Regions from separate parts of the Mus musculus genome. Here region 2 is linked to region 1. The links are chromatin loops, found by intact Hi-C in ENCODE. Cell type or tissue: left cerebral cortex. All regions are shown on one strand. Each heading gives the region's core, and the rest is flanking DNA. Links, peaks and the distances in the headings are about the cores only. Region 1 holds the start of Gm31603 (a long non-coding RNA gene). Region 2 holds the start of Gm31718 (a long non-coding RNA gene).

Evidence for each region. Peaks named below come from ENCODE experiments on the same cell type or tissue, not always from the same donor. Only the 100,000 strongest peaks of a DNase experiment are listed, where the experiment ranks them.
Region 2: it touches region 1 in a loop (2.3-fold over the local background); 4 of 42 quality-filtered maps call a loop at or near these places.

The regions. Positions count from the first base shown.
Region 1 is chr8:126,728,329-126,744,154 of GRCm38, forward strand. It overlaps Gm31603 (a long non-coding RNA gene), which reads right to left and starts at 1,422. Exons shown (of 3, transcript XR_388211.3): 1 at 1,339-1,422; 2 at 1,040-1,156; 3 at 1-60. In left cerebral cortex, for the core only: a CTCF peak has its summit at 8,515; DNase peaks (open chromatin) are centred at 5,108, 5,572, 7,282, 7,818 and 1 more place; H3K27ac peaks cover 1,953 bases.
Region 2 is chr8:126,900,879-126,916,704 of GRCm38, forward strand. It overlaps Gm31718 (a long non-coding RNA gene), which reads right to left and starts at 7,492. Exons shown (of 8, transcript XR_879375.3): 1 at 7,157-7,492. In left cerebral cortex, for the core only: CTCF peaks have their summits at 4,742 (motif pointing left), 6,814 and 8,036; DNase peaks (open chromatin) are centred at 6,681 and 8,077; H3K27ac peaks cover 481 bases.

The sequences.
Region 1 (15,826 bases), core at 4,762-12,761:
TCATGTGGTCCTCCTTGTGTGCTTAGGAGCACATAACAGTGCCGCAGATTGCAGTGTGCCCTACAAAAGATAGGTTAGTGGCCTGATCCTGGTGCCTGACATCATGACCCCTCACCCTCCTGGATGAGGATGGACCTTCCACCCAAATGGGGATTGGCAGGAAACAGACACACAACAAAAAAGGTTCTGATGTGGGAAAGAGGGAAAAGAGGTCAAGGATTGCCAAGGAGCACTGGGTAGAGACGGGAAAGACACTCCCCCAGAGCCTGTGGAAGGGGGGCATGGTCCTGTGACAGACTCGATTCCCAGACTCCAGAAAAGCAGAGAATAAATGTGTACAGTTGGTGTCATCTCGTTTGTGACAATTGTGCTGCATTGACCCTGCAAAACTCACATGCCTGAGAGAGAGGCTTGCCCTCCACAGGCTTTGTGGCTCCCTGAAGACTCCTATCAAGTGCTCTACCTCCCAGGCCACACTTTTGCTCTGCTGCAGCCTTGGTGCTGCAGGGAAAGGTCCTGCCACTTCCCTTTCAGCTCAGAGTCCCCACTGTAAGATTGGTTTTTTCCTTATTTCTTGGAAAGCACCTTCAAGACTCATTCAATAATAATAATAATAAAAACCAAACAAACTGTGAGGCCTGTGCAGGGTCTATTTAAAGCAAATCACCAGCTCCAGTTCTAACAACAAACTGGAGGCCGGTTGGGTCTTTGGAACAAGAGTGGAGCCTCTGTGCGTGCACACAGGCTGCAGGCTGGGGAGGTCCTCCAGCACACGGCCAGCGTGTTCCTCTCGCTTACTGGGTGGCTACCTCCCCGTCGCATTGCCCTAGATGGGAACAGAACTGCACTGTGTCAGACTGTGGTCACCAAGCAGCTTTGGTGTAAGGTTTAGAGCCTTGGCAAGCAGGCAGGACAGGTTTGAACACAAGGTGACTTCTACCCAGAAATCCCCAACCACTGGTTCTAGCTGGGCTGAGGTTGTGTGCAGAGCCTTGCAGGGCCCCTTCAGGGGAACGGGCATACAGGGCACTGGGCATACAAAGTCTGTGGAGATCGGAGGTCTGGGAATATTGCAGAAAGCTGTGCCTGGCTGGGGCTCAGGGGGAATCAAGCGCTTCTTGAGGAGTTCAGCATTGGAACGTTGTCTTCAGTGGGGCTGTGGAAGAGAAATGGACAGAGAGCCTGGTGCTTCACTGACTGCTTACCTCGTCTCTCCTGTCACTTTCTCCCTCCCCTTTCCCCCCCTCTTCTCTTGTACCTGCCCCCTCCCTACTCCTCCCCCCTTTCATTTCTTCTGGACAATATCTTGCTGTATAGCCAAGATAGCCTTGAACTTACTTGGTACCTTCAGCTGGCTTCAAACCCAAAACTCCTGTACCTCAACCTAAGTTCTGAGGTTACAGATATGCACTTTCATGTCCAGCTCACTCATTATGGACACTGTTGAAAACCGACCAGAATAAAGAAAAAAAAAGGATGGAAGATGAAAAGAGATACCGGACAGATGATTACAGATAAAGTGACTGTTGCAGGAAACCCTTTGAGCTGAGACAGGACAAAGTCTGCCCTTCTAGAAAGCTGCACTCCGGCTGTGAGATCAAAGAGATCAGGGTGCAAGCAAAGGCCCTGAGGCAGAAAAGTGTTCTGCCTGTGTGTGGAGATGCTGTGGATGGAGAAACACGGGGGGGAGGCTGGGAAGTGTGGGGGGGGGGGTGGCCAGACTTTCACATGGGTGCGGACATTAGTCTTCATGCTTGCAGAACACCACTTTACCTGCTGATCCAGCTCCCCAGTCCCTCCATCCCTCCTCCTCCTCCTCCTCCTCCCTTCCTTCTCTAATTTCCATTTCTTCACCTCCATCTCTCTCCCCTCCCCCTCTTCTTCCTCTTTTATGCACAGTCTCCTACCTACACAGCTCTGTGGAGAAATTGCTACAGGTTTTCATATGGCAGAGCCACCCCTTCATAAGGGACAGTGCCTAATAGCTGGGGTCTCCACAGAGTGGACAGCGGGCTGTAGGTCAGCTCTCAGGGCAGCATATATGTGGTGGTAATGGTGGTGGGGAATCAAGCCTTGGCTGCAGCTCCTACCAGTTTCTGTGGCACAAACTCTCCCACCATGGCCCCCTTCCAAGCTAACAGCCATTCACAGGCTTTGAAGTCACGTACAGGGTTAATGAGTCAGCTGTGAGAGAAGGCTTCAAGAGGCTGAACCATCTCTCTCTAGTTCACTGCCTCAGCAGGCATGGCCTCCCAGTTCAAAGAAGAGACTCCCTTCTGGAAACTCAGGGAAAAACCTAGACATCTTTTATGATTCGGCACATGATCAAATCTCTGGATATGCTAACCTCAAAGTTGAGTCTCCTACACAAGGGAGCTCCTCCACTGGCCTTGAAGATCAGCCTGTCAAGACATTTGGAAGAGTAGAGTGGGAGAGTCGATGGGGAGCCAGTGTCTGTGGCTCTGATGATAATTGGCTCAGTGACTTCAGGCAGGTTGTCTAATGACTGTGGGCCTCAGTCTACACATCCTCAAGATGAGGAATAGGTGACCTGCAGTACTCAGGGACCAGGAAGTCAGCTGGCTGCAGACTGGGCCTATCACCATGATTTCTGGAGAGCAGGCTCCAGGCTGGGCACTAGTGCAGAGAAACTGGTCACTGTGACAGATACATCTCTACTGAGCAGGAGTCATTCCTCAGGTTAGCTCTTCTCCCTATACCACAACTCTGCTAAAAGTCACTGGAACAGAAGAAAGGGAGGACAGGGACATTTCCAGGAAAGCTATGAGGATCAGTGGGTGGGCCTGGGTAATTCAGACCCCACAAGGAATTAAAATGGCTACCAGAGCTGTTTCGGTGTCTCCGTTTATTCACCACATGGGAGGCTCCTGTGTTCAACGGCTGTCGAATCTATGCCTAGCAAAGGTGCTGAAGAACTTCCTTGAGAGTCCCCCAGTGTCCTTCTAACACAGTTCTGTGACTTTGGGAAAGCGGGGTATGTCTGTTACTTCAGACCATGTAGCTGCAAGAGACCACAAAGAGAGTCTTCACCCAAGATGGTAGAGGTACCTTGCAGGCAAACCCCTGCCTTTGCACATTTCCCCCACTCCCTGTCCTACAGACACACACACACACCTGCACACTTTATTTTATGGTGTGTCTTCTTTCTATTGGGACACAGAGGCCAGGCAGAGTGCCAGAGATATTTAACTGCTGGGGCAGGGGAGCTGGTTCTATAGGAGAAGAGCTTGCTGTACCCGAATTCAGATTCACAACAAAGTGCAGCATGCCAGTGTGCCTCTGATCCCCAAGGTGTGGGGCAGAGGCGGGTCTATCCCAGGGGCTCCATGGCAGGTGAGCCTAATCTAGCCCAGCTTAGGTGAGAGACTGCTGCCTCAAAAATAAGATGGAGAAGCAATTGAGAAAAAAGAAAGACACATGACGTGCGGACACCTGATCTCCATGTGCACATGGAAGCACACCTGTATATACATGTGCACACACATACCACACACCACACAACAACAGCAATACAATTTTAGATGCCACACAACAAAGTTTTTCTTCCTTCTTTCCTCCCTCCCTCCCTCTCTCCCTCCCTCTCTCCCTCCCTCCCTCCCTCCCTCCCTCTGTCTTTTCCTCCCTCCCTCCATTGCTTCCTCCACCCCTTCTTTCCTTCTTTGAGTCTATCCTCCCTCCTCCCCTTCCTTCTCCAGTACTTTTTGGCACACGGAAGAAGTATGAGGGGTTGACACATGAACTACTGAGGTGCCTCTGTTCATGCCCTTGGCACCTTGTTTGGATAAATAGACCTTTTTAAAGTCAAGGTGTTCTGATTTCTTTTTAAGTAAAGCAGTATGAAAATATCCCCCAAACAGAAAAGCATACTGAAGGTAACCATACAAAGCACAATTTAAGTTGAGAAAATAATCCAGACCCAAGGAGTTCCAAAGAGAAGCTTAGTTTCCATGGGACTTTATCAAGATCTGGGGCTCTGGGAGGTGGCTGGCAGGGAACACAACTGGCATGGGGCACATGTTCAGTGTACGCATCCTCTGACATCCACCATCTGTCCCCACAGGCCACAATTCCAGTTTGCTTCCTGTTTCCAGTCCTCCCAGCAACACATCTTAAAGACATTTAGTTTCCATCTCCCACCTCAAAAAGCACAGATTTACAAGTGTGTCTTCCCAGAGAAATGGAGCCAAGACCCACAGGAAGGAACAAATGGACCCCACTGGGAATTTTCCATCACGGTTGCTGTATTTTTTTTTAATTCCCAAGATAAATGGGATTTTACTTATAGGACTTGGGGCTCCATTATTTGTCAGATACTTTTAGCTGCTGCCAAGGAAACAAGTAAATTGGTTGTGCACCTGGCCAGCTGATGCAGCCTCAGAAGTCACTTGACCTCATGAAAAGGCCCTAGTTTTTCTCTCCGTTAGCACACATTCTGTCTCTTCTTCCTGGCTGCATTTGTGTGTGTGTGTGTGTGTGTGTGTGTGTGTGTATTTGTGTGTGTTGTGTGCTTGAGTTTGTGTGCATGTTTGTGTACATATGTGTGTGTGCATGTGTGTGTGTCTGTGTATTTGTGTGTGTGTGTTTGTATGTATATTGTGTGCTTGAGTTTGTGTGCATGTTTGTGTACATATGTGTGTGTGTGTGTGTGTGTGTGTGTGTGTGTGTGTGTGTGTGTGTGTGTGTATAGAGGCTGTAAGCAAAGTTAGGGATGTCTGGTCACTCACTGTTTTGCAATCATCCTCCAGAAAGGGGTCCCTTCTCTGGGAAAGGACCTCTGCTAAGGGAAGACATTAATTTATGACCCTGTGTCCAAGGCACAAACAAACAAACAAACAAAACAAAACAAAAACAAAACACCCCAGTGCATTACAACACATATTTTAATATTTTTGCATATGTGTGCACATCAAAGGATCAGCCCCTCAGAGGCAGCCGGAGCACACAGACGCCTCTATTTCTTCCTTCAAAAGAGGGGAGCGAGCAGAGAGAACAGGGTTCTGGAGGAGAGCATGTCTGCAGCTCCTTTCCCGAGAATGAATCACAGCCCTCAGGCTAAACCAGCAGGTGCCGTGAAATCTGGCTGACGGGTCAAGCTCAAGGTGATGTGCCTGCTGAGCCTTCTCTCTGTTCAGCTAAGCTCCCATCACACTGTTGGTGCCGCTTGGGTAAGTAATTATGACTAAGCGTGTAAGCAGAAGGGTCTGCCCACTGTAATTACTCCCCAACAAGTCCCTGCAGAGCCTGGGAGTTCCCCCAGAGGCCTGTTTGGGCCATTTCTGGAGAGGGTAGGTCAAGGTGGGTCTCCTGGATAATGTCAGAACCCGAATCAGAACCCAATGCAACTGACTGTATGGGCATTCTGGCAGGAAGACTCGAGTTAAAGCTCTGGGGTTTCTAAACCATTAAAAACCCAGTTGGAATGTTCAGATGCATCTGTAAATGTCTCAAAGTAAACAAAGCTCTGTCCCTCCAGAGCAATCATGTGCGTGTGCTTCCATTCACACAGAGTGGATGTGCACAGGTGTGGAGCCACAGGTCATCTGCAGGTACCACCTGTGACCAGCCTGGGTGCTTGACCAGCACGCCCTAGGGAACCCTCCCTTCCCCACTCTTCCTGCTCTGGAGTTACCGAAGCCCACACTCTGCCAGGTTCTGGGGTTGAATTCAGGTCTTCATGCTCACATGGCAAACGTCTTATGACTGAGCCGTCTCCTTGGCTCTCAGTCCTTTCCCACAGAAATATAACATGAGCCATGTGTGTTCAGTAAGATTTTTCTAGAAGCTGTACTAGAAAAAGAAACATGCGAGGTTAGGTTTAATGATATGCACAGCCCAACAGACCTCAAATATAGGATTTCATCATTCAAGCAGTTATTTTATTTGTATTTGAGATATTTTCCACACTTATTGTGTGTGTGTGTGTGTGTGTGTGTGTGTGTGTACTTTCAAGTCTTCAAGGTCTGTGTGGGTATCCCACACAGACTGATTGGGATTCTGATGATGAGTTCCACAGGCCAAGTGTGTGAGACACGGTGTCGTTCCCTTCATACGGGTTGAAGAGTGTCCCAGAGAGTGAATCTGTGCTATGGGGAATTTGTTTTGATTTAACGTTCCTGGCTGGATGCTAAAGTTCCTGGTGTGCACCTATAATACTAGCTCAAGAGCCAGAGACGGGAAAATGAGCAAGTTCGATGTGAAGAAGGACTATATGGAGAGCTGTTGCCCAGCCCCCAGCCCCCCAAAATATTTGCTTATTATAAAGGAAATTTTTCCAAAAAAATATTTCCAATTCTTGCCTTACACATATTTATATACAGGGCATGCTTGTCACTCCATGTGTGTGGAGGTCAGAAAACAGCTTGTAGGAGGTGAGTCTATCCTTTGACCTTGGAGTTCTGGGGACCAAAGTCAGCTCATTGGCCTTGACAGCAAATGGCTTTACTCCCTAGCCATCTCAACACCCCACCTCACCCCATCCCACCCCTGATTGTTTTTAAGTAGTACCAAGCAGGCGCTCCCTACAGCAACCAAAATATCCTGACTCAGGTTAATAATTTATTGCCTCCCACAGTGGAAACATAAATAAGACCAGCTTCTAGTCCTATTTGGGTTTGCTCTGGCCTGTGGGTCATTCACCCATGTGTGGTGAGCGTACATGTAGTCCTGTATGCTCCACTCTGGATACTGCCCTCGACAACAGACTATCCTGGTGACAGCCAAGTGGACAAAACCTTTTGTGGTTGTGTGGATGAGGATGCTTCCTATATGGGGGCACTAACCCTGGGCTCTGAAGAGCAGCCAGAAGCCACGGAGAAAGCAGGGAGGGAGCATGCCCAGTGGGAAGAGAAGCCTATAGCTGCCAGCAAGCAGGGAGACCTGGGGGATGGGGTGGGGTGGGGTTAGAACCAGCCCTCAGCAGGCCACATGCCTGGAAGAAACCACACTACTGTGGAGACAGTTGTCAGGCAGTGCTGTCCGACTGAAATATGACACCCATCACATAGATGGCATTTTCTAGTAGCCATGTTTATAAAGGTCAAAACGCACAGGTGCAATTTATTTTTAGATCATATTTTACTGGAACACACTTCCTCTGGAATATTATTGCTTGAACAGGTGAGACCGCTCACTTTTTTTTTTTTCTAAAGGAACTCTTCGAAATCCACCCTGCGGCTGGCACAGTTGTCCAGCTCCATTTGGTGCGGCTGTGATTCAACTGCTCTGAGTCACGTGGGCTCGAGGCTGCCACGTCTGGCTGCACAAGCCCATATGTGGTTGTACGTCATGAATAGTAACCTCTCCTCCAGCTCAGGGTCCAAAAGAGAGGTCAGGCCAACGGGAAGGGAAGGGGCTAAAGATCCACAAAGGAGGTAAAGCCTCCCACCTCCTCCAAGAGAGAGCAGATTGGGCAACCCGGCTCTCTAACCAGGGCAGGACAGGAGATGGAGACAGCGGTCCCCTTCCCCCACAGTCCCAAGGGTGTCAGTGTGAATAGTGTAACCAAGAAACAGAGCCCTGAGGAACATTTGCTAAATTCTGCCAAGTGCCTGGACACCAGATCACAAGGCTGACCCAGAAAAGAGCAATTGTACCTGCAGGGGAGGCAGGGCAGGCGAGGCCACCCCGGGTCAGCAGGCGCCTCCCACACTGCCAGGGAGGCGTGCCGGTGGTGGCCTAATGTGGAAATGTTTGAATGTGGGGCAGCGAGGCACTTGGGCTGGCTGGAGTCAGCCAGGGTGACAGGAACCAGTCATGCTGGGGCGGGACGATGGAGAAAGCTTGCCAAGACCCCGACAACATCTTTCCTAATAAGTCTGGCAGGCTCCAGGCCTTGGTCCCCCTCTGAACGACCTCTCCCTTCCACTCCGGTCTTCTCCAAGGAGGAAGGAGAGCGAGCCAAACAGAGCAGGAATTTGGACCCAGGCCTGGCTTTCCCCTCACGGGGCTCTGCAGCTACTCCAGTGCAGAGTGGATGAAGGCCTTTTCCCACAATGCTCCTCTGGACACTTGACTGCGCTGGCCACACTCCATCTGCAACCTGGGCACAACCTGGGCTCAACTGTTGCAGCCCCGTGCCAGGAGAGACCCTTATGGAAACACCCCTCCTCTCTCCCCTCCTCTTCCTCCTTCAGCTCCCTGGGCAGAAGCCTCCACCTCATTTTAGGAGGCCCCTCCCTGCAGTGGGAGCCTGGAGCCACCCTGCTGGCTGTGGATCCTGGCTGCTGGGCCTGCTTGCTCAGGAGAGGTTTGCTAAGTCGGATGTCCCAGCCCCACTCAAAGGACAGGCACAATGACAACATGTGTGTTTGGGTCGGGACACTTTGAACTATGATTCCCAGAAAGAACAGCTTGTACAGCCACTCCGAGTCTCCCAGCAACAAAGAATGTACCGTAGATTAGGCCTGGCTTGCAAAACATTTTTTTTTTTAAAGAGGCACAGCCCAGTCCTTTTATAGGGTCCTGGAACAACGGTGGCTGAGTTAAAAAGCACAGAACAGCAGCGTCACCCACTGTCAATACTTCGTGACCTCCCTCGGCTCATCAGTTCTCCTAAGGTTGGCTTTTTCCCCGAGTCTCTAGACCCGGGTGTTGGTGAAGGTCAGCTGCAAATGGATGAGACCTTTAGGAGGAGGTGACCAAGAATAATTTGCTCAAAGTCTGTAGATGATTAATTAATGTGCTTCTGTTAAGCATAGTTAATCTTTACTCGGAACAGTCGCTGATAAGGGAGAGCTTGGGGGAAAAATGAGTACGTTAACCATTAATCCTGGGAAACACCATAAAAATTAGGATGGAAAACCGTGGATCTGGGAGAGGAATTAGGAGGCTAGAGGGGTCAGCCAGAGGAACCTGACCATGCAAGGAGGTGCACAGAAAGCTGGATGGGAGACCTTAAAGTTCATGCATGCTCAGAGCTGGGGACATGCATTTGTGTTTATATGCTCGTGTGTGTGTGTGTGTGTGTGTGTGTGTGTGTGTGTGTGTGTGTGTATGTGTGTATGTGTGTATGTTTGTGTATATGTGTGTGTACATGTGTGTGTGTGTGTGTGTGTGTGCATGTGTGTATATGTGCATTGTGGTATATGTGTGTATATATGTGTATGTGCATTGTGTATATGTGTATGTGCATTGTGTATATTTGTGTGCATGTGTGTATATGTGTATGTGTGGTGTATGTGTTGATGTTGTTGATGACTGTGTTTGTTTTCCTTTCTTTCTCTTAGTTCCATTACATTGTATAAAAACACTGTGAAAAACAGCATCGCAAGCATGGCACATTGCAAGAAAACCTGATTTTAGTGGCCCTTTTCATTCTAATTTCCCACAGCTAAGACCAGGACTCATTCATTCCCTTGTAGGTATTATTCTCTGGTTCCTCTGGAGAGCAGGGGGAGCCCAGGCTAGAGGAAGCCACTACTAGCAGATGACACCTTGGGGCCACTCCGCTGTATCTGTACACACCCTGTCTCCTGCCAGGCTCCAGAGCTACCCCTCCTTCAGGTTCTCATTTCTGTCCTAGAGAAATTTCTCAGCACCCAACAGCTTCCTGCAGCAAGTCCAAGAGTCAGGACCAACACTCCTGCCTGTCATAGACAGCCCCCAGACTCCACCAGGGTGTTTCTCTGCTAGCATGGTTGCCACAGAGTCTCTGCAGGTCAGAGACAAACCCTTACTGAAACCATTACACATATGGGGCACATTCTGTGTGCAAAACAATGTGAAGAGCTTCCTGGTCATGGAGGCTGGGTCCCATTCCTGGGGGTCTTTGGGGAAGAGGAAGAAGCTTGTGATAGGCACTTGAAATGTAACAGAAACAAGGAATTTCAAAACCAAGAGAACTACTGCACCCCTGAATGGCTGAGGTGGTTCACAGCAAAGCTCTGTGGTATCAGAAACTGGCTCTGAGGTCAGATTTGGGCTTTGCCAGGGTCTAAGTCATCCAAGGTGACCTTGAACTCACTCTATAGCCCAGGTGCATCTTGAAGTTTCAGACCTCCTGCCTCAACCTCCTAGGTAGCTAGGGAGGGCACCATCAGGCCCAGATGCAACAACTGTCTTGTTGCAGCTTAGGAAGCAGGCTGGAGATGGAGAACTGAGACAGGAGCACATTGACAAGATCCCGATGTGAGAAATCAAAAGCCTGAGACAGGAGAGTGTCCACGGGGAAGGAGAATGAGAACAGACAGAGGCCACCATAAGCTCAAAATCTTGCTTGTGGTGACCCAATGGCAGAAGATACTGCCAAGCAGAAGAGGGTAGATCTCTAGGGGGACTGTTAGTGATGCCCCAAAGGGCTCTAGGCTGCCAACTGCAACTCTCCAGTATTCTAGAAATGAGATTCCTGGAGGTGAGACATACAGTGGCCTTGTCCAGGTGGAATCTCCTACCTCCCAAAGTGTTTGTAAGTTTCTCAAGCCCAGGATGTGGCCTTGAATTCCCTGGTCCTACAGATGGATCACACAGTAGGTTTTGTGGAACAGCACTGAATGCCTGAGATCAAGCACGAGAACTTGAGGACAGCTCCTGTTGGTGTAGGCAACGCCTTTCTTGTCTTTACATGGGGTCATAAGGTTCTTGTTTTGAGTGGAAGTGGGGAGTGGGGATCAGAAAAAGCAACAAGCCTGCTGCCGTGAAACTCCCATTTCTGTAAATTAAACCCAAGCAGTAACTCTTCTAACAGGACACCATGGGTTCTAGTTTTTAAAGTAAAGAAAGAACCATCATTAGAAATGAGCCTATGCCCCACTTCTGTTTCTTGAGATGACAGAGTTCCCCCATCCTTCCCTGCCTTCCAAGGCTGGAATCAGAGACAAGAGAACGGTGGAGCTGACACTCTCAGGGCAGCAGGCCCACATGTAGAGTCAGGTGTCCCCTCAAAGCAGGGGAATGGGGCCCCATGCCACTGTACTCTGCTCTGACTTGCTGGTCAGCCAATAAGGCCTCTTCCAACTTCCAGCTTCTTGCTTCCTGTGGCTTTGGGTGATGGTACTGGGAAAGGATTGTGGTGGGATCCAGCTTTGTATCTAGGAGAAGAGTGAGGGAAATTGGGTAAGGTGGTGCGTGCCTGTAATCTCTTGGGAGATACATGCAGGATGGATGGAAGTTCAAGGCCATTTTTAGCTACCTATTGAGTTCAAAGCCAACCAGGACCACCTGAGACCCTTTTGTTCAAAAAAAGCAAAATTAAAAAGGTTTGAGGGTATATACAGAAGAAGCTGAAGCTAATCTGGGATAGCTACATAGTGAACCTACACCCCAGGCCTAGGAGAAGCTGAAGCTAATCTATGCAAGCTACATAGTGAGCCCATGCCAGTCTGGGCCATAATGAGATTATGTCTCAAATGGCAAAAAAGGGGATCAGGAAACAAAGGAAGGAAGAGAGGGTAAAGGAAAAGGAAAGACAAACCACAAACAAAAAACAAACAAAGCATAGGTTGGTATTTCAGACCATATTCATTGCCAGTTTTAACTCAATCATGGCGCAAAGGTAGTCATTGGGAGGCTGATCCCAGCAGTTACAGGGTTCAGTATGACCTTCATTTGGCAGAAACGGCTGAGGTTCCCGCTGGGCACGTCTCCACCTCGGTTCTAAACACTTTCAGAGTCAAAGTGATACGCGGTTGTTACATGATGAGAACAAGAGGCGCGGGCATTAAAGTGGTTTTATGGCTCTGGCTTGGGTTTGTAAACTGAGCAAATAGAAAAATCTCAGGAATAAAAGGAGCAATAAAATAATCACATAATACTTTGAACTCTCCCTAAATAACCACCTTTATTTCAAGGCTCTCCGTATGTTTTACAGGCAGGTTTAGAACTGTAGGCTCGTCCCCCTTTTTATCAGTGGGGAAACTGAGTCACTGTGCAGTAAAGGTTAGAGAGCCCACAGGGTTTGTTTTGGGGTGGGGAGGAACTCTGGGAAAACCACTCTGTAACACTTTAGGGAAGGGTCAACTAGAGAGTGCCCAACCATGCCTCCTCCCTGAGTCTAACCATGATAGTGTTTCCACATAGCCTGAGCCACACCTGGGCTTCTAGATTAACAATGAGAATAGCAGACAGAATCTTCCAGACAGAACCTTCCAGGTCGTTCCTTTTTCTGGTGTGTGTGTGTGTGTTCCTTCCAATGCATTGGGGGGTGCATACACATATGTGCACATGGAGGTCAGAAGAAATCCTTAAGTGTTCTGGAGACCACCACCTCTTTTGGTTTGGTTTGGTTTGGTTTGGTTTTGAGACAGGGTCTTTCACTAGCTTGGATTGCACCAAGAAGGCTTGGGGAAGCCTGTCTTTGTCTCTTCAGGACTGGGAAAGCAGGTGTGAGCCACCACATGGGTGGCTTCTTTAACATGGGTTCTAAGGATTAAGCTCAAGTCCTTGAGGCAAGACAAGTACTTTACTAACTGTGTTTTCTAGCTCTTATCCTGACTGTCCAGCAGATTGTTGCCCTACACCTGTGGTAAAAGAAGGGCAAGCAATGCCTTGATCACCTTCACTGGAAGCAGCCTCAGGACCCAGACTTTCTCTGCAAGGGGTATCTTCTTCCAAGGTCTTTGTTGATCCAAGTCAACACTTTTTTTCTCAGAGGCTAAGCATGTCCATTTATCCCTTGATTCTTCATTTCAGCCATGTTGGGAAGGCTTCCTTGTTTCAGTTAGAGTCTAAGGAGCTGTTTTGAAGACAAACAGCTAAAGAACAAAACCATGAGATGGACCAGGTGGGTGTGCTAAAGTCAACGTGCAGGAGGGGCTGTGAATGTGATGGGGGCAATGTGAATGTGTTGTTTGTTCTTACTTGGGTTTCATCATTCAAAGTTTGAAAGCCAGCCTCTTGAATGCATTTGCATGTGGGAACAGCTCAGAGATGTCTCTGGCGTCATGCCACCAACCTCTTAGAACCGTGTACTTTGACTTGTGTGGCACTTGTGACTCCTTAAGATTGTCTGCACCCTCCTAGCTCAAAGGAAGCTTGGATAGCTGTTTCCCAGGTGCCACTGGCCCAGCCTAGCTCCATTCTATCACCTTCCTGAAGTTCAGTGATGCCTGGGGAAGGCCAATGGAGAGTGTCTGACCAAGGTGAATCCTATTGACGACCTACTGAGCTTCCTGGGCAAATCTTTAGTGACCCTGTTGGGTATCAGCACCCAGGACAATCTTAGAAGACACATAAAGAAGATGCAGAACCTTCATCAGCCTGGATCCCATTGGATGAATAGAGCCCCTCCCCCAGTGCCAGGGCACAAACACAGTGGCTAGACAAGACAATAGTGTTTGCTGCCATGGTAACTTCTGACACTGGCCAGGGATCTGAATCCAAGCAGAGGCTCAACATTTAACTACCTATAAAAATCACAGAACAGATCCAGTGGCCGTTAAGTGTCACAAAATGTGGCATTACCTTAACAGTTCGTAGAATGTATCTTCTCCAAGCTGAGAACACAAAGGCTTGTATGGCCCAAACACCCTATAGAATGAAAACCGAGGCACAGACGTTCCCCCAGTGTCTCCCTTATTAGCAGCCTGTGATGAGATCAGCTTCTGAAGTTGTCTTCCAGGATACTCAAGGTTGGGGGTGACAGCTAATACTGTCTTGAAGTGACCGCCGACTGACTGGTCTTGACTGCTTATACTGAGCACTCCAAAACCAAGTCAGCTTAGCTGGAAGGAGCATCAGCATCAACTCAACGGGTCTTCTCTGTCAAGTACACAGGTGTTGGGGGAGGGGTTTCTCCCTGAACTTGGTCCAGCATGTTCCATATATTTAGTGCATGTGAGGAAAGTCTCTCAGCCTCTGTTGGGATACTGTCTGGTTATCCAGTCTCCTCAGTCTCTTTACTGGCAAGGTTGAGCTAAATTCTCTAGGTGAGAACCCTGAAAATCTGCAATTTTGCCATTTCCCCCCCCCTGGGATGTCAATGCACACCCCCTTCGGGAATCATTCCAGGAGGTACTTGTGCAAAGTGACAGCGAGTATGAGGTCTGATCATAACCCCTGGGGCTGGTGGCTAGGATAAGTCACCTCGATTTAGTGTCTTGTATGCAAAGTAGGTGTTATCATAACACCCTATTCACAGGGAGGGTAGGGAGACTGGACCCAACAAGGCAGGACACAGTGAGCACTGGTGTGTGTGTGTGTGTGCGTGTGCATGTGTGTGTGTGTGTGTGTGTGTGTGTGTGTGTGTGCAGGTATGTGATGATATGACCTGTGAGAGGTCAGAGGACGACATCAGGTGCCAACCGAAACCTCTTCTACCCAGTATCTCTTTTTGACCAATGCATAGACTAGCATAGCTGTCTCATGAGTTTCTGAAGCTTTCTGGACAGATCTCCACTTCCCATCTCATGCTAGGAGCTGTGGTATTACAGAAGGGTGTGCTGCTATGTCACACTTTATGTGCACTCTGAGGATACAAATTCTAGTCTTCAAGCTTCCAATGAAAGTGCCTTACCAAAACTAGCCAATGAGCAACACTCCTCTGTGGCCTCTGCTTTAGATCCTGCCTCGAGTTTTCTGCCTTGGGTTCCTTTCCTGACTTTTCTCAGTGATAGGTTGTGATGTGGAAGTGTAAGCATAATAAGTCCCTTATTCACTACCTGCTCCTCCAAATGAAGTATTTTTCCCAGTGAGCGATCCCCTGGGCTTAATTACATCATCTTCTAGGTGCCCCCCAAGAAATGCTTCCTCAGAAGATACTGGCATAGGTACAAATGCTGTTCCCTAAGTGTCTGATACCCTGATCAAGACCACTCCTGCCCCAGCAGCGTGGAGGGCAACAGCAGGCAGGGCCTCTCTCTGTGCTGGCTGCTACAGGAGCTGGAGCTCTGCTTCAGCTCTAAGCTGGGGAAAGAACCTGGACTGGAGGCAACATGCTATGAGGGACCTGGAGGGAGATGGGGTGAAGCTTGTTGACGTTGACTTGGCCATAAAAGTGAAGCTACAGTGAATGGGATTGTAATGTCATGGTGATGAAGGCACATCCTCATGATGTGACCTGACAGGGATGCTGGAGAGCAATGTCCAAGACTTTAACCACTGTCCAGGCTTTCCAGCCGTTCTCACAAGTACTTGTCAGCTCCATGTCTGGCTCATCTCTCAGTCATAGGATTAAGGAAAGGGGGGAGGATTCCCCACCCCCGATGCCCCATCTGGCGACTACTTACTTACACACAAACCAACAGCTATCCTTACTCATGACTAACACCAGACAGAGGCGAGTTGAAATAGTCACTGTAAACTCACAAATCAACTCGGGACTTTCGGATAACGAGTAAGGAAGCAGAGCAGGCTGGGGCAGGCTGCTGCAACCACAGCCAAGGTCGTGTGCAGTGGTAACCTGGGAACGAGAGACCCCGATTCAGGCATCATCCTGTGTTCCCACAGCACCACAGCTAACCAGGGTAGCATGCCAAGATCTCCACTCCACCACCATCAGATCACTGGGTCCTTATACTGTTTCTTGTCAGTCACCCCACACCCAGAGTCCAGGGGCGGGGGGGGGACACCTTCCAGCCATTCTTGCATCCTATGCTTATCCTTTACCGTGACAGAGGCTAAGCGAGCAGTTAGCCTCTTCCATTTCCCTGTGAACCGAAGCACTCATGTAGGAAAGTCAGGGACTGCAGAGATGGCTAAGCAGTTAAGGGCACTTGCTGTTCTTCCAGAGGATCAGAGTTCAGTTCCCAGCACCCACATCTTATGACTGATAAGCACCTTTGATCTCAGCTCCAGGTGACCTGACACGCTCTTCTACCCTCTGGGCACCTGCACGGATCCACCCAGAGACCCACACAAACACATAAATAAAAGT
Region 2 (15,826 bases), core at 3,260-11,259, 170 kb after region 1:
AAGGCAAAGCCATCTTGAATCAAGGACAAGATTATGTTTTATAACTTCAAGAGGCTCTATAACCAGGAAGTGCAGTGAAACACAACACACCTGAGGGAGGCCTGCCAGCTCTCAGAGGCCCTGCCTTTCTTTCTACAGGTGCTGTGGAGACTCACTGACAAGCCTGCTCAATTTCTGAGTTCTAATTTAGAAAGTGACTTTTTCTTTCTTAACATGGCTATGCCTGGCATCTCAATCTCTTCAAGTCCCTCCCTCCCTCCCTCTTTCCCTCCTTCCCTCCCTCCTTCCCTCTCCCCTCCCTCTCTCCCCTCCCTCCCCACACTCCCCCCTACGGATGCCTCACAGCAGCTGCTTGAAGATTTCCATTGCTTAACCTGCCCACTTTCCTGACCTCAAACTCAAAAAAAAAGCACAATTTCCTCTTTTTCCTCTTCTTGTGGCAGCTGACTGACCCTGCTGGCTTTCTATCTATAATTCTTTTTTTTAAAAGATTTATTTATTATTATATGTAAGTACACTGTAGCTGTCTTCAGACACACCAAAAGAGGGCATCCGATCTCATTATGGATGGTTGTGAGCCATCATGTGGTTGCTGGGATTTGAACTCAGGACCTCTGGAAGAGCAGTCAGTGCTGAGCCATCTCTCCAGCCCCTCTATCTATAATTCTAACAATTTTTTCAAGTTTTCTTTTGAATCCATCTTAAATTTCTTTATCTGTGAGACAAGAGAAGGAGCCTGAGTTCCAATCTGGTTGCCTTCTGGAAGTGGGGTCATCTGTGAAGGGAAGGGAATTGGGGCTGCAAAGAGTGTACAGCAACAGCAGAGACAGGCAGGTGAGGCTACACAGCCCTGCCTCAGGTCTGAGGTCATGGCCTCTGTTCCCAGGCTGCCCAAGGTCTGAGAGTTCCCTAGATGTTTGTCCACCTGTTTGAGTAACAGAGCCCTGTCTTGTCCCCATAAAGAAAGGGCTGTAGTCCACACAGTGATATGCAAATGGTGTTTACCCAGGTGGGGCACCTTGTGAGACAGGCTCTGGCAGAGTCCTACACTTAAGGTCACTTTATGCCAATGTTCTACTTCTTCTCTGGGCTTTAAAGGGAACCTCTGGGTCTAACCACAGTACGATGAACATACACAGAATTAGTTGGAAGAAGGGAAGAGGAGATGTGAGGGTAAGAGGAAGAGAGACAGAGAATGAAGTAGCTCTGAGTACAATGTCTGTCTAGCTCACACAATAGAATAAATACACACAACAGAGTAAAAAGAAAAAAGTCCTGGGCTTGCTACAACTGGCCAGACGAAATCTTCCTCTGAGGTAGTGGTCCTTAATCTTCCTAAAGCTGCGACCCTTTAATGCAGTTCCTCATGTTGTGGTGACCCCCAACCATGAAATTATTTCATTGCTACTTCATAACTGTAATTCTGCTGCTGTTATGAACCGTAATGTAAATATCTGATATCTTATTTGTGACCCCTGTTTAAAGGGTCATTTGACACCCCTCGGGGAGTCACAACCCACAGGTCGAGAACCACTGCTCTCAAGACTGGAGATGTGGCTGAGCGACTTGAAGAGAACCAACCAGCATTAGATTCCTAGCAATCACATCAGGACGCTCACAGACACCTATAACTCCGGCTCCAAAGAATCCAACATTTCTCCAAGGCACCTGCACTCACATGCGCACACACACACACACACACACACACACACACACACACACATACACACACTTTAATAAAGATAATTTTTTAAAATAAACCTTTCACTAAGTCATTTTAATGCAAACTATTATGATGCTAGCATTAGTTTGTAAGAAGCATACTTGTATTTTTTTATTTGCTTATTTAGTTTTGATTTTTCAGTATTGGAGATTGAATACAGGGTCTTGCATAGGACAGGCAAGCATTCTATTACTGAGCTACATCTTTCTAGATTTTCTAAAATTCAAATTTCGACACAGGGTCTCACCGAGTCAGCCAGACAGAACACAACTGTTACAAATCTGTATGAGTTGCTGAGATTACAGGTGTATACATCAGGCCCAGTGCCGAGCCTTGCACCTAGGCATAACCTGTCTGACAGAAGGCCCTTGGTGCTTCATACTTGTATACTAAGTACTTCCTATTGATTGATTGGTGGCCAGCTGCATGAAGACACACTTCCTTTTGGAAGGAGACTGAGCAGCTCCGGGTGCTCACATTGCTTAGAAAGCTGTCAGTACAGTGATGGTCCAGGCTACTTAGTTCTCAGCACTGCCCTATGCTTGCTTCTTATAAACTCCATTTGCTTTACGCCCCTGGACTTAGCAGAACACCTGCTTTGGAAAGGGTTTGGTGATAATTGAGGTGGGAGGTAGACGGATAGGTAAAAGAGTAAAGTTCACCCTGGATAAAGAAAGGCTTGGGAGCAAAGGTTACAACCAACAGAGGAAGCACCTAGGGGTGCGCATTCACAGGAGGGAGGCCAGCCTTTGAACCACCTGAATATGCAAAATACAAACACGTATCAGCAAAGGAATTTGGCACCAAACATGTGACATATCTCATGACCTGTTTATAGGGATTGTTCTGGAAAATGAGAAAGACTCGGGTGTCAGCAATGACTAACCTTGTCAGCTGAAGAGAGGAAAAGTTAACCCCCCATCTGGCTTCGGGGCAAAGTCAGACCAGCATCCAGGACAAGTTCCGTGGAGGCTGGCAGCTGTGTGGGATCCTTTTTTTTTTTTTTTTTTTTTTCTTTTTTTTGCTGAGTGCCTAGTGCTACACTATTCCATTCGCAGCACAGCTAGTGACCACAAGAACTCAAGGAGCTGTCATGCCACCAGCTGTGCTGTGACTAACAGCTACCTGGGGGGTCCTGATACTCTGTATCCCAAAACTTCTCCCACAACCACCCAGCAGCTGCCGACCAGTGTACTGGGCCAAACTAGAACTCACTCCAAAGCCCCAGGTAGGAGCATGTCCTACCTGAGACATCACCGAAACAACAGTCCAGTAGGAAGGAACATAGATCAATTGCCTTTGACCATGACCAATGGACACAGTGTTTTAGACAGTGTGGCTTGTGTGTCCGTGTTCATGTGTGTGTGTGTACACCTAGGTGTATGCCCATCGAGGCTAGTGATCAGCCTTGGAAGACAAAATGCTGATTCTCATGCTTTTGTGACAAACACTCAGCCGCCCGTGACTGGACTACCTCCGCAGACCTTGGTTTGCTTTTCTAAACAGTGTGTGTACACACAGGGCTCTACTGTTTGCACATACACACATCACACAGCTGCACATGGCTGAAAGCAAGCATGCCGGTAAGATCGAGGAGAGCCCCAGGGTCCCAACGGTCGGCTGGGTTGGCTACACAAGCTCAGCAGATCACATCTCCTTCAGCAAAATGAAACTCAAGGGATCAGTGTGAGGATATGACATGGCCAATTATCAGAGTCTTCCAGCCACATACAGGGAAATATAAGAGTTCCCAGGATCCTGCCTGGTGTGCCTCTTTGGCTGTTATCAGCTGTAAGAAGTTCCTGAAGACCAAGTTCCTTTGGATGTACCTGAGCTATTCCAAGGCTAACTTCAGCACACTTACTGAGCATCCACCACGTGTGATGGAGTGCACCAGAAACTGTTCTGTACCAAGGTAGGTCTTGCCTTCGGATGTTTGTCATGCACAGTATGAGAGGATCACACATAGCAGCCTCTAGCCCCAGAGTGCTCTCATTTACCAACACTCATTCCCACCCATAGTGTGAAGCTACCTCATGGGAAAGCCCCAGAAGTAAACAACTAAGGCACATAAGGTGATGTCCCTACTCTCCAGGACACCACACTTAGGTTGTGAATTATCCCCTTGTTTGGGACATGCTGGGTTTGCTACCCGCCCATCATCCAGCACCCAGTTCTGCAATCACACAGATGGTCTTGATATTGAAACGCTTAAATATTCAGGAAAAAATGAGAGTCTGTCATAGGCACGTATGTACGAGGTGTGTGTGTGTGGTGTAGATAACGTTCAGTACAATCAAAACTCAGGAAAACATAGCAGGCGAATTGTGGCTCTGTCTTTCTGCCCCATTACAAACACCATTACAAACACAGGAGCCAGCACAGCTTCTCCACAGAGAAGCAGCCCCCACCACGTGCAGCCAAGCAAAAATCCTTTTAGAGACAGACTTTTGAGGTCATTTTGAGGACTTTGATAATGCTTAGAAATTTCAAGCCTAGAAGATCAAAAGGCAAAAAGACATAAACACATCCAGGATTTTAAAGACTCGGGTATTGGTTAGGCAGTGGTGGTGCATGCCTTTAATCCCAGCACTCAGAAGACAGAGGCAAGTGGCCAGCCTGACCTTCAGAGTGAGTCCTAGGGCAGACAGAGAGAGAAACCCTGTCTCAAAAAAAAAAAAAAAAAAAAGAAAGAAAGAAAGAAAAAAAAAACAAAAATAAAACAAAACAAACAAAAAGGGCTCAGGAATCAAAGTGCTCACCTGACCAACTGGAGAGTTACAGAAATGTCAGTTGGCAGGTTAAATCCAAGGTGATGGATGTGCTGATGTGCTTTTAGTCCATTACTCCACAGGAACAAGGTTCTTAAGGAGACACAAGGTGGGGCTGGACAGATGGCTTAGCTGTCAGGTGCACTTGCTGCACTCACAAAGGACTCAAGTTCCTTACTGTTCACAACTATCTGCAACTCCAGTTTCCAGGGATACGATACCCTCTCCTGGCCACCGTGAGTAATGCATACACAGAGTGCACATACATGTAGACAAATGTAACATGTAAAACTAAAAAATAGGGGCTGGAGAGATGGCTCAGCAGTTGAGATCACTGACTGCTCTTCCGGAGATCCTGAGTTCAAATCCCAGAAACCACATGGTGGCTCACAACCACCTGTAATGGGATCTGATGCCCTCTTCTGGTGTGTCTAAAGACACCTACAATGTACTTACATATAATAATAAATAAATCAGAAGAAGAAGAAGAAGAAGAAGAAGAAGAAGAAGAAGAAGAAGAAGAAGAAGAAGGTGGAGGAGGGGGGAGGGGGAGGAGGAGGAGGAGGGAGAGGAGGAGGAGGGAGAGGAGGAGGGAGAGGAGGAGGGAGAAGAGGAAGAGGAGGAGGAGGAGGAGGAGGAGAAGGAGGAGGAGGAGGAGGAGGAGGAGGAGGAGGAGGAGGAGGAGGAGGAGGAGGAGGAGAAGGAGAAGGAGAAGGAGAAGGAGAAGGAGAAGGAGAAGGAGAAGGAGAAGGAGAAGGAGAAGGAGAAGGAGAAGGAGAAGGAGAAGGAGAAGGAGAAGGAGAAGAAGGTGGTACCAGGTATACAGGCAGTGTACTTAGGTAATCTTGGGAGAGATCAGCAAAAGCCCCAAGATTACACATGACAGACTCCAGCCTGCAGAGGAGTTCTGGAAGTCCTTCCAACATACACAGCACTCACAAAGAAAGCCTGCTGCATGCAAACTTGGGAGAGTCAGGTGTTACGTAAATCACCTGAAAAGGGTCAGGGGTAATATGGCCCCACATATTCTGGGTTCTTCCCTCAGCTCACCATCTCACACCCATTCTTTCCTTCCTTCCTCCCTCCCTTCCTTCCTCCCTCCCTTCCTTCCTCCCTCCCTTCCTTCCTTTCTCCCTTCCTTCCTCCCTCCCTTCATCGTCCCTTTCTCCCTTCTTTCCTTTCTTCCTTCCCTTCTTCCTCCCTCCCTTCCTTCCCTTCTACTCATTTATTTTAGTTTTTTGAAGCAAGGTCTATCTGTGTAACCAATCAGCTAGCCTGGAACTCATTATGTAGAGCAGGCTGGTCTTGAACTCACTACCTGTTTTTACCTTTTTTTCTTTAAACAACAACAACAACCAAAAAAACTTAAGATTTATTTGTTTTATGTGCATGGGTGCTTTGCCTGCATGCACAGGCATGCAGTGCCCACAGAAGCCAGAAAGGGGCATCAGTTAGCCTAAAGTTACAGATGGTTGGGTGCTGCCATGTGTGTGCTGGGACTCAAACCCTGGTCCTCTAATGAGCAGCCAGTGCTCTTAACCACTGAGCCCTCCTCTCTCCTGCCCTGTTTTTCTTTTTCTCATAAGCTTTCTCTATTTCTGTCTCTAATCGTGTGTCCCTGGTGCAATCCTTTGCTCTTGGACACACAAGCCTGGGACACACTGGGTCCCTCTGAGCTCAGGTCCGTGGCTCAGCACTCATATGCTTCCCTCCACACTCTGTACCTCCCTCCTGCTCCTCTGATCGCCATGCCTAAATGCAAAGGCCTGACTTGTTCTCTGTCTCCCCTCTTCACTGGCCAAGCTGGTGTTTTCAAGTATGCTTCTCCTCTCTCTCTCTCTCTCTCTCTCCCTCCCTCCCTCCCTCTCTCTCTAACTTTAATAAATTTGTTCTGAGTACATCTTCAAATCCTTTTTTTAAATTTTTATCATATTTTCAAATTTTCCTTATGTGTGTGCATACATAATGTGGGCCCACATGTGGCGATTAGAAGACGGCTTTCCGGAATTGGTTCTCTCCTTTTACCACTTGGGCCTCAGAGGTTGGACTCAGGCCACCAGGCTTGGAAATAAGAACCTTTACCCACTGGGTTGCCTTGCCAACCTCATAGTCTCTTCTAGGAACTCCAAAGAGAGACCTGCATGTCACTTGGCACCAGTGATAAACTGGTCACTGAGAGCCAAGACTAGCCCTTCAAGCCTTTGGGTTTCCATTAAAATGCATGAATACGAGGCCATACTTCTGTGGACTGAAAAACAAGGGTGCTTGGAGAGCTTCAGAGGAGACAGCATCTCTATGCAGCCTCAGATTCTGCCGATAGGGGTCTCAGAAATCACAGCCTCTTAGCAGAGTAGCCCAAGGCTGTGGGAAGGGAAGGAAGAAGAAAGTGTGGGGAACACAATCCTGACACCCTTGGAGGATGAAGTTGTGCGGACCAGAAGCCAAAAGGGCAGGAGGTGTCCTGAGAGCCAAAGCCGGGAGTTCTTTGTCCAGCCTCTTGGTCCTGATTCTATTCTAATGCAGAAGGCAATCCCTGCACCTTAAAGTCGAGGAAAACACCTGGACAAAAGGGAAGCTGTCCCATGCAGAAAGCACACTTGCCCCAACAAGCTGCTCACTGGAGCATCTGACAGGGAAGGGCCAGGAGCCCAAGCTGACTTACCACAGTCCCCAGGCTGTTGCAGGGCCCAGAGTACCTCCCGGCTCTGAGTCAGGGAGTGAGCATGCTCCACCTCTACCAAAACAAGCCACTCTTTTCTCATTCCCACGCTCCTGGGTCGGGAAGCAGGTGTGGCGCCGTGCAGCAGGTTGACATCAGTGCAAAACACATTCCTGGCTCCTCCATTTCTACGACACGTGCAGTTTCTGAGGCTGAGTTACTCCCGACCTTTTGGCCGGTCCTGTTTACTCATCCACCAATCCCACTCCTTTACCAGACAGCACTGTAGCCCTCAAGAGGCACCTCCTGTTCAAGCCCAGAAGGAGTCTGTAAGACACCAGGAAGTCCACCCTATAAGAGTTTCAGGCACTTTGTGAGAGGACCCTTACATGGCATCCACTCACGTGTGGTCTGGGCCTCCTGGTCTACCCCAGCAGTTTCCTGGCACCCACACATAGATCCATTCATCCAAAGGATAGATAGATAGATAGATAGATAGATAGATAGATAGATAGATAGATAGATAAAAGATGATCTCTGTCCTCAGGATGTGAACCTACAACCTAAATCAGGCAAGATTTTGTCCCTCGCAGAACTTGCCTCTCTGCGAGAAGAAACATTAGAAGCAAGCAATAGAATCTACACATCCAATCACATTAGTGCACCATTGAGGACACACAGCAAGAACGGGGTCAGGGGAAGCTGACAGACATGAATGATGTACAGATCCCAGGAATAGCTCAGGGCTGATGCTGAGAGCCCAAGGGGCAGTCATGATGGAAGGCCTGGTTTGCAGGTGGGAAGTGCTGTCTTAGCCCATTGAACACAGTATACACTTGCCCAAGTGTGGGCAACAGTTAGCCTCTAGGAGTCGCCCATGAGGGTTCTCCCTCTGAGCCCTAGCACGTGGGTGCGCGGCTCCTGTGTGTGGTGACAGAAGCATGAGACAGCTTGCTCACATCTTGGGAAATCAGGAAGTAGAGAACTGGATAGAAGGCACGGCCAGCCTGCAACCTTCAGTCCAGCCTCTTCGGTCCAATTAGCAGCAACCTACATCTGCTAGTCCCTAGGTCCCAAAGGTCTCATAAAAACAGCACTACCAGTTAGAGACCAAGTGTGTAAATTCATGAACCTGGGGGCAGTTCACATGCAAACTGTAACAGCAAGCCTGCCAGGCTAGAAAGAGAAGCCATGCCTGCGGACTCTCTAGAAGCTTGGTGTTAACCTGTTCCCCTCAAGTAACCTTCACAGTGTCCAGGAGCCCTCAGCCAATGGTCTCCAGGCAGCTCCTGTGGACTGGGTCTCTTTCCTGAGGAAGGCTTACAGCAGCACAGTCAGGTTCCTTCACTCTGGTTCCTGACCCGGCCACCTTGCACATTCTTCTTCCTAGAAGTGTCCCTGCTCCCTGCCGCATGGGACAAGCGCCAGACCACATTGAGTTTTGGACTCAGAAGTAGGTACCTCCCTTCCCTCTCAAGTGTCACTGTTCCCCGTGCTTCCTAAGATGACAAATGACCTTGATTCCCACTGGTGAAGTAATGGCTTTCAGTCTCAACCCTCTCACCCATTAGTCACGTCGCAACGTGGCTCTGCGAGCACAGAGCTGGTTCCCAGGAGCTCAGAGGGTTGCAGCACCTCCAGCTTACCAAACTCCTGTCCAGGTGCCTGGAACCACTCTGGCCCGCTGCCACCGAAGGCCTGACAGCTGAGGCCTGGGAAAGCCTGCAGGCAGAAGCTAAGAGCTGTCCCCACACTGTGTGACTCTGACTTACCCTCTGTTCACTCCTGCATCGAGTGGAGTCATTGCCAATAATAGCAGAAGGTGCAAGGAGATTCTGCCTGCCTGCCTGCCTGTCTGTCTCTGTGTCTCTCTCTGTCTCTGTGTGTCTGTCTGTCTCTCTGTGTCTATATGTCTGTATGTATGTCTGTCTATCTGTCTGTCTGTCTGCCTGCCTGCCTGCCTGCCCCTCTCTCTGTGTGTCTGTCTCTTTCTCTAGCAGGAGGTACTAGGACACTCTCTCTCTCTCTCTGTCTCTCTGTATTTCTCTCTGCCTCTCTGTGTGTCTGTCTCTCTGTCTCTCTCTCTCTCTCTCTGTCTCTGTCTGTCTGTCTCTGTGTCTGTCTCTCTCTGTGTCTGTCTCTGTCTCTCTAGCAGGAGATGCTAGGACACTCTGTCTATCTGTCTCTCTGTGTCTGTCTCTCTCTGTGTCTGTCTATCTCTGTCTCCTTCTGTGTGTCTGTCTCTCTCTGTGTCTGTCTATCTCTGTCTCCTTCTGTGTGTCTGTCTGTCTCTGCCTGTCTCTCTCTAGCAGGAGTACTAGGAGTCTGTCTCTCTCCATATCGCTCCCTGTCTCTCTCTTTGTCTCTCTCGCTGTCTTTCTCTCTCCTCTCTCTCTGTCTCTCTCTGTCTCTCTCTCTCTCCCTGTCTCTCTCTGTCTCTCTCTGTCTCTCTCTCTCTCTCTCATGCATGCGCATGCGCGCATTCACTGGGGATGGATCCCAGAGCCCTGCACATTCCTGGCAAGCATGAGACCACTGAGCAGCACCCCAAGCCTTATGAGGTGCAGAGTGAAGGAAATGGAATATGGTCATGGAAGCCATCCCTATTCACGGGAATGGATCCGCTCTGTGGAAAGATTGGTCATAAGAAGGGAACCTCTGAGCCTTTATCCACAATGGCCACCTGCTAACAGCATTGTCAGTCTGTCAGTAAGCAAACCTCTCCATCCAACACTACAGCTTTCCACTGAGTCACTGGGAAATCACTGCACATGTGCACACACATGACACATGAGTTCATCTCCTGCCCCCACATAATGGCCTGGAGGAGCAGAGCTGAAATTCATGCTGTGAATTAGCTCTGAGCTGGCCCTCCAAGGAGATGGTGCAGGTTAGCCCTGATGGTGCAGGTTAGCCCTGAGGTGGGCCTTTTCTGATGCACTTCTTCTTTAGACACTCTCCCATGTAGCCTAGGCTGGCCTCAAAATTTGTGAGCCTCCTGCCTCAGCCTCTCAATTGCTACAATTACGGGTGTGTTGTATGTCACCCTGCTGCTTCTGAAACACTACACAATACAGGATGCCACTTGTGTGGTCAAAAGAGAGCCTCTTGGGTCAGCCAGCTGCTGTTTACCCTCAGGCACACATTCTTCTTTCAGACTCTTTTCAGAAGAAATTGCTTGTGTGTGGTGGGGTGCACATGCCTGGGGGGGGGGGAAGGAGGGGTGTGCACATGCCTCTATGTGGGGGGCATGCAAGTGCATACAGTGTCTTGGATGTGTGTGTACATGTGCATATATGAAAGCTAAGAGACAGTTTTGAGGGTCAATCCTCAAGCACTATCTACATTTTTGTTTGTTTGCTTGCTGGTTATTTTTTTTTTTTTTTTTTTTTTTTTTTTTGAGACAGGACCTCTCACTGGCCTGGAAGTGACCAAGTAAAAGAGGCTGGCTAGCCAGTGAGCTCCAGGAAATCCACCTGCCCCTGCCCATTCCAGCAATGGGATTGTAAGTATGCACATCACTACACCCAGCTTTTATTGCATGGGTTCTGGGGAATAAAACCCAGTCCATTTTACTTGCAAGGTAAGCACTGCACTGACTGAGCCTTAGCTCCAGCTCCAAGTGAGCTTCTTTGTCTCCTCTTACGTATTCTCACCCCTCCCCAAATCTTTTCAATCTCCATTTACAGGCCAACCTTCCAGCCCAAGTAAATCCTCCAAACTCATTCCTTCTCCTCTTCCTCATGGCCATGCCCATGAGCAAAGCTTACTAGTGCTACCTCCCAGCAAAGCCTGATGCTCACATCACCTCCATCCTCCCTGTCCATCCTCCATCCTCCCCGGTCCTTCCTCCATCCTCCCCCGTCCTTCCTCCATCCTCCCTGTCCATCCTCCATCCTCTCCAGTCCATCCTCCATCCTCCCTGTCCATCCTCCACCCTCCCTGGTCCTTCCTCTATCCTCCCCAGTCCTTCCTCCATCCTCCCTGTCCATCCTCCATCCTCCCCGGTCCTTCCTCCATCCTCCCTGTCCTTCCTCCATCCTCCCTGTCCATCCTCCATCCTCCCCAGTCCATCCTCCATCCTCCCTGTCCATCCTCCATCCTCCCTGTCCATCCTCCATCCTCCCCAGTCCATCCTCCACCCTCCCTGTCCATCCTCCATCCTCCCTGTCCTTCCTCCATCCTCCCCAGTCCATCCTCCATCCTCCCTGTCCATCCTCCATCCTCCCTGGTCCTTGCAGTCACAATCCTACATACCCGTGACACCAGGTTCTCCCTGCTTTACCAGGGCTCTTCTCACAGCCCTCAGGCCATCTCTCACTGCCATCTAAGAGCGGTGATCGCCTCCCTGGCCTTTGGGCAGGCTACTTCCTTTCCTTCTCAGAATTTCTGCACCTGCTGTTGTTCTTTCCCAGGTCTGGCTAACCTCATCCATCTCTGAGCCTCTGTCTGAAGTTATTCCTTTCTCCCTTCCCTCTGCTCCCTGTGTGACAGAGCCATGCCTATGTGTGTGAGCGCAGACTGTATGCAAGCGTAGGGTGTGTGAGTGGGGTGTATGTGTATGGTGTGCACATGTGTTGGGGTGCCTGTGATCATTCATTTGTGCAGAAACCACAGGAGGACACTTGGTGTCCTGTTCTGTTGCTCTTCATCTTCCTCTCCCGAGACAGGCAACCTGCCTACAAACTCAAGAAATCCTTCTGCCTCAGCTTTCCACAACAACAAGGTTATAGCCACACACAATCACCCTTGGCTTTTTATGTGGGTATGTGGGACTCGAACTCTGGCCCTCATACACAGTAGCTTTCTCACCCACTGAGCCATCTCTCCAGGCCAGTCTTTTCCATTTTTATCATCCTTATGGTGTGTACTACTCTCCACTGGGTCTCCAGTGAGCACTGTAGTGGCAAGGCCATACATGGCCCACTCACCAGTATGTTCCCTGTGCCTGGAATCATTCCTGAGACAGGATGAGGCCCTCAAAACATCTCTGTTAACCCCCAGGAGCTTCAAACAAACCAAGGAGGACAGGGTACCCTGACGTCACCAGTAGCCTATGATAGCACTGAGGGCTAAAGGGCCCAGAAAGATCTTCTGAGGCCTCCTGGTGTAGAGAGAGACTCTGTGTCTCTCTCGCCCCTAGCCTCCTTCCCCATACACCCTGTCTACACTTCAGCAACTGATGAGTGGTTCCCATTCACACTGTTCTCCCTACAGGAACTGGTGACTGGGCACAGTTGGCCCCAGCCCTCTGCACTCCAGAGCCTTGGGCGGGACAGTGCCTTCTCCCTCCCTTGGCCTCCCCACCAGGCCAGGCAAGCTTTCCAATTTCCCCATCTGAAAGACAGGGACAAAGACTGTCTTGTCTCCCCACCTACTTCTCACGGTGTGAGGAAACAACTGCTTGCTTGGAAAACACTTTGAGCAACTTGGGGAAAGGTGCTCAAGGCTCGGATGACGCCTGCTGCATTTGATCCAGGCCAGAGAAGGCCAGGCCAGCCAGCCCTATGGTTACCACTGCCTGCCCCCAGGGAGGTGCAACGGCTTCTCCCGTGTAGCCAAGCCCACTGGCTGGGCTCTCATCCCAGAATCTGGCCATGGGCTGTGCATGCGTTCACACTCTCCACAGAAAGCATGTTCTCCACAGCTGGACAGTGATCTCCAAATAACCAGCCTTGCTTTGAATCAGAGAGAGGAGCTGCAGGCTGAGTGACCCACCAGTGCCCCTCACACGCATGAGGACCTACAGTTGCATGCCAGGCTCCCCAGCAGGGATCTGGCAACGAAGGCAGTTGGTCTTGGCTGCCAGCCTGGGACAGACAGATCTGACCCTGCAGGTACATAGGAGCCCCTCACAGTGTCATGGCTCAGAGCCAGCAGTAATAGCAGTGGTCGCCTCTTTATTACGTCAACCATACCCTGGCCCTAAGGGAAGCTGGCCTCAGCCTGAACCACACATCTCCCGGGGCTATTTGGCACTGCCAAAGTCAAGAACATTGGGAGAACTGAGTCTCAGGCAGCTGTGAGGGCTGAAAGGCACACCTGTCCCTTGGTTCTTGGGACTGCTTCAAAATAAAAGTCACAGCCGGGCGGTGGTGGCAAACGCCTTTAATCCCAGCACTTGGGAGGCAGAGCGGATTTCTGAGTTCGAGGCCAGCCTGGTCTACAAAGTGAGTTCCAGGACAGCCAGGGCTATACAGAGAAACCCTGTCTCGAAAAACCAAAAAAAAAAAAAAAAAAAAAAAAAAAAGCCAAAATAAAAGTCACTCCTGAAGGCTGGTGTGGACACGTGGTCAGCAAACAGCAAAAACAGATCAGCGTGTATTTCATCTGAACTTCAGGATAGGAATCGCTGGTAATCAGTCAGCCTCTTACTAATTATATTTACTGTCAAACGAAAAGGGGAGGGGGTCTTCTGAAGATGGTTCAGGAAAACATCCTTCATTGTGATGACAGTAAAGGAATGTCTCCTGGGGGAGTCTGTGGCACTATCACTACCTGGCAGAGGTGCAGACAGCCACTGGTAAATGCTGGCCCCTTGTCCCTGCAAATTGGTGCCTGAGACGCATCAATAGAAAGTGTCCCCCTCCCCCAACAGAGAGAACAGACTGGCCTCAGAGTTGGGTATTGTGTCCAGCACGGGGGTGGTGGCCAGCCTCTGCTGTCATCAAAGGAAATGTTCTCGGCCCCTGTCCTGCCAGACATGTTATTAATAACAATCCCTCAAAATGTCACAAGTCACACACAAACACCTAGAAGCCCCAAATAGCCAACCACATGCTGACAAATGTGTCTGTCTCCTTGCAGGTGGACTGGGCTCTCACACACGTGAGGATGCATATCTGTCACTGTCTGAGTGTTCAGTGCCCACAGCTGTCTCCGGGCCCCCACTGCCTCTTCCTATGGCCTATGCCTCTCCTACACGTCCACCAGGAGGGCCATCCTGAGCCCACCATACAGAATGAGCCTCTCCATCGGAAGGCAGTCACAGGTCTTTTGTTTTGTCTCTTTCAGGAAGGCATCTCTGACTTGGAAAAGGAAGAGGAGGGAATTTAAAAAATTCTAGTTCATTTCCTGAGTCTTTCCAAATTGTCAGAAGCTGTGCCCAGAGGACAGAGAGGTCTCAGGCAGACCATGCGTGCCGAATGGAAATAAGTGCCTGTCCCCCAATGCCCTCTCTGTTTGAGCCATCTGCTGGAAAAGCTGACTTAGCAATCTGACAGCGCTGAGGGACTCAGACAGCAGTGGCTGTCCCTTCTCACCCAACCCCACCCCATCCTTTAAAAAAAAAACGTTATTGTTGTTTTTTGAGATGGGGCCTTGCTATATATAACCCAGGCAAGTCTTTAACTCCCACTGTGGTCCAGGGTGGCCTCAAATGTCTGCTCTAGCCTGCTGCCTCAGCCTCCAGAGTGCTGGATTCTGGATGGGAACCACACACACGGCACGAAGAAAGATTTTTTTAAGATGTACTTGTTTGTTTATTTGTGTGAGTACACTGTCTGTCCCTGTCTTCAGACACACCAGAAGAGGGCATCAGATCCCATTATAAATGGTTGTGAGCCACCATGTAGTTGCTGGGAATTGAACTCAGGAATCCTACTACCCACTACTACCTGCTACTCAGAAAGAATTGTCTCCAAAAGTCTATATGATGGAGCATGCATGATGGAGCATACATATATGATAGAGCACACATATATGATGGAGCATACATATATGATAGAACATATATGATAGAACATACATATATGATGGAGCATGCATAGATGATGGAGCATACATAGATGATGGAGCATGCATAGATGATGGAGCATGCATAGATGATGGAGCAAACACATGATGGAGCATATATATATAATGGAGCATACATATATGATGGAGCATACATATGATGGAGTATAGATGATGGAGCATACATATATGAAGGAGCATGCATAGATGATAGAGCATACACTTGGTATTTTTTGTTGTTGCTTCATTTTTTAAAATATTTTTTATTATTACGTATTTTCCTCAATTACATTTAGAATGCTATCCCAAAAGTCCTCCATACCCCCCCCCCACTTCCCTACCCACCCATTCCCATTTTTTTTGGCCCTGGCATTCCCCTGTACTGGGGCATATAAAGTTTGCGTGTCCAATGGGCCTCTCTTTCCAGTGATGGCCAACTAGGCCATCTTTTGATACATATGCAGCTAGAGTCAAGAGCTCCGGAGTACTGGTTAGTTCATAATGTTGTTGCACCTACAGGGTTGCAGATCTCTTTAGCTCCTTGGATACTTTCTCTAGCTCCTCCATTGGGTGCGCTGTGCTCCATCCAATAGCTGACTGTGAGCATCTACTTATGTGTTTGCTAGGCCCCGGCCTAGTCTCACAAGAGACATCTATATCAGGGTCCTTTCAGCAAAATTGTTGTTGCTTCATATGTGTATGTATGTGGCGTATATGGGCATATTCGTGTGGGCATGTGGACATATTCATGCACATGCATGAAGAGCCAGAAGTTGGTGCCCAGTGTCTTCCTCTATCACTCTGCACAGTTTTGGTTCTGTAACAAAGCTCATCAGTTCAGCTAGAACGGCATCCACCCCAGGCATCTCCCTTCCCCTGCTTCCTCCTCAGCCTCCATGCTGGGATCACAAATCTACACAGTCCTAATAGTGCCACTCC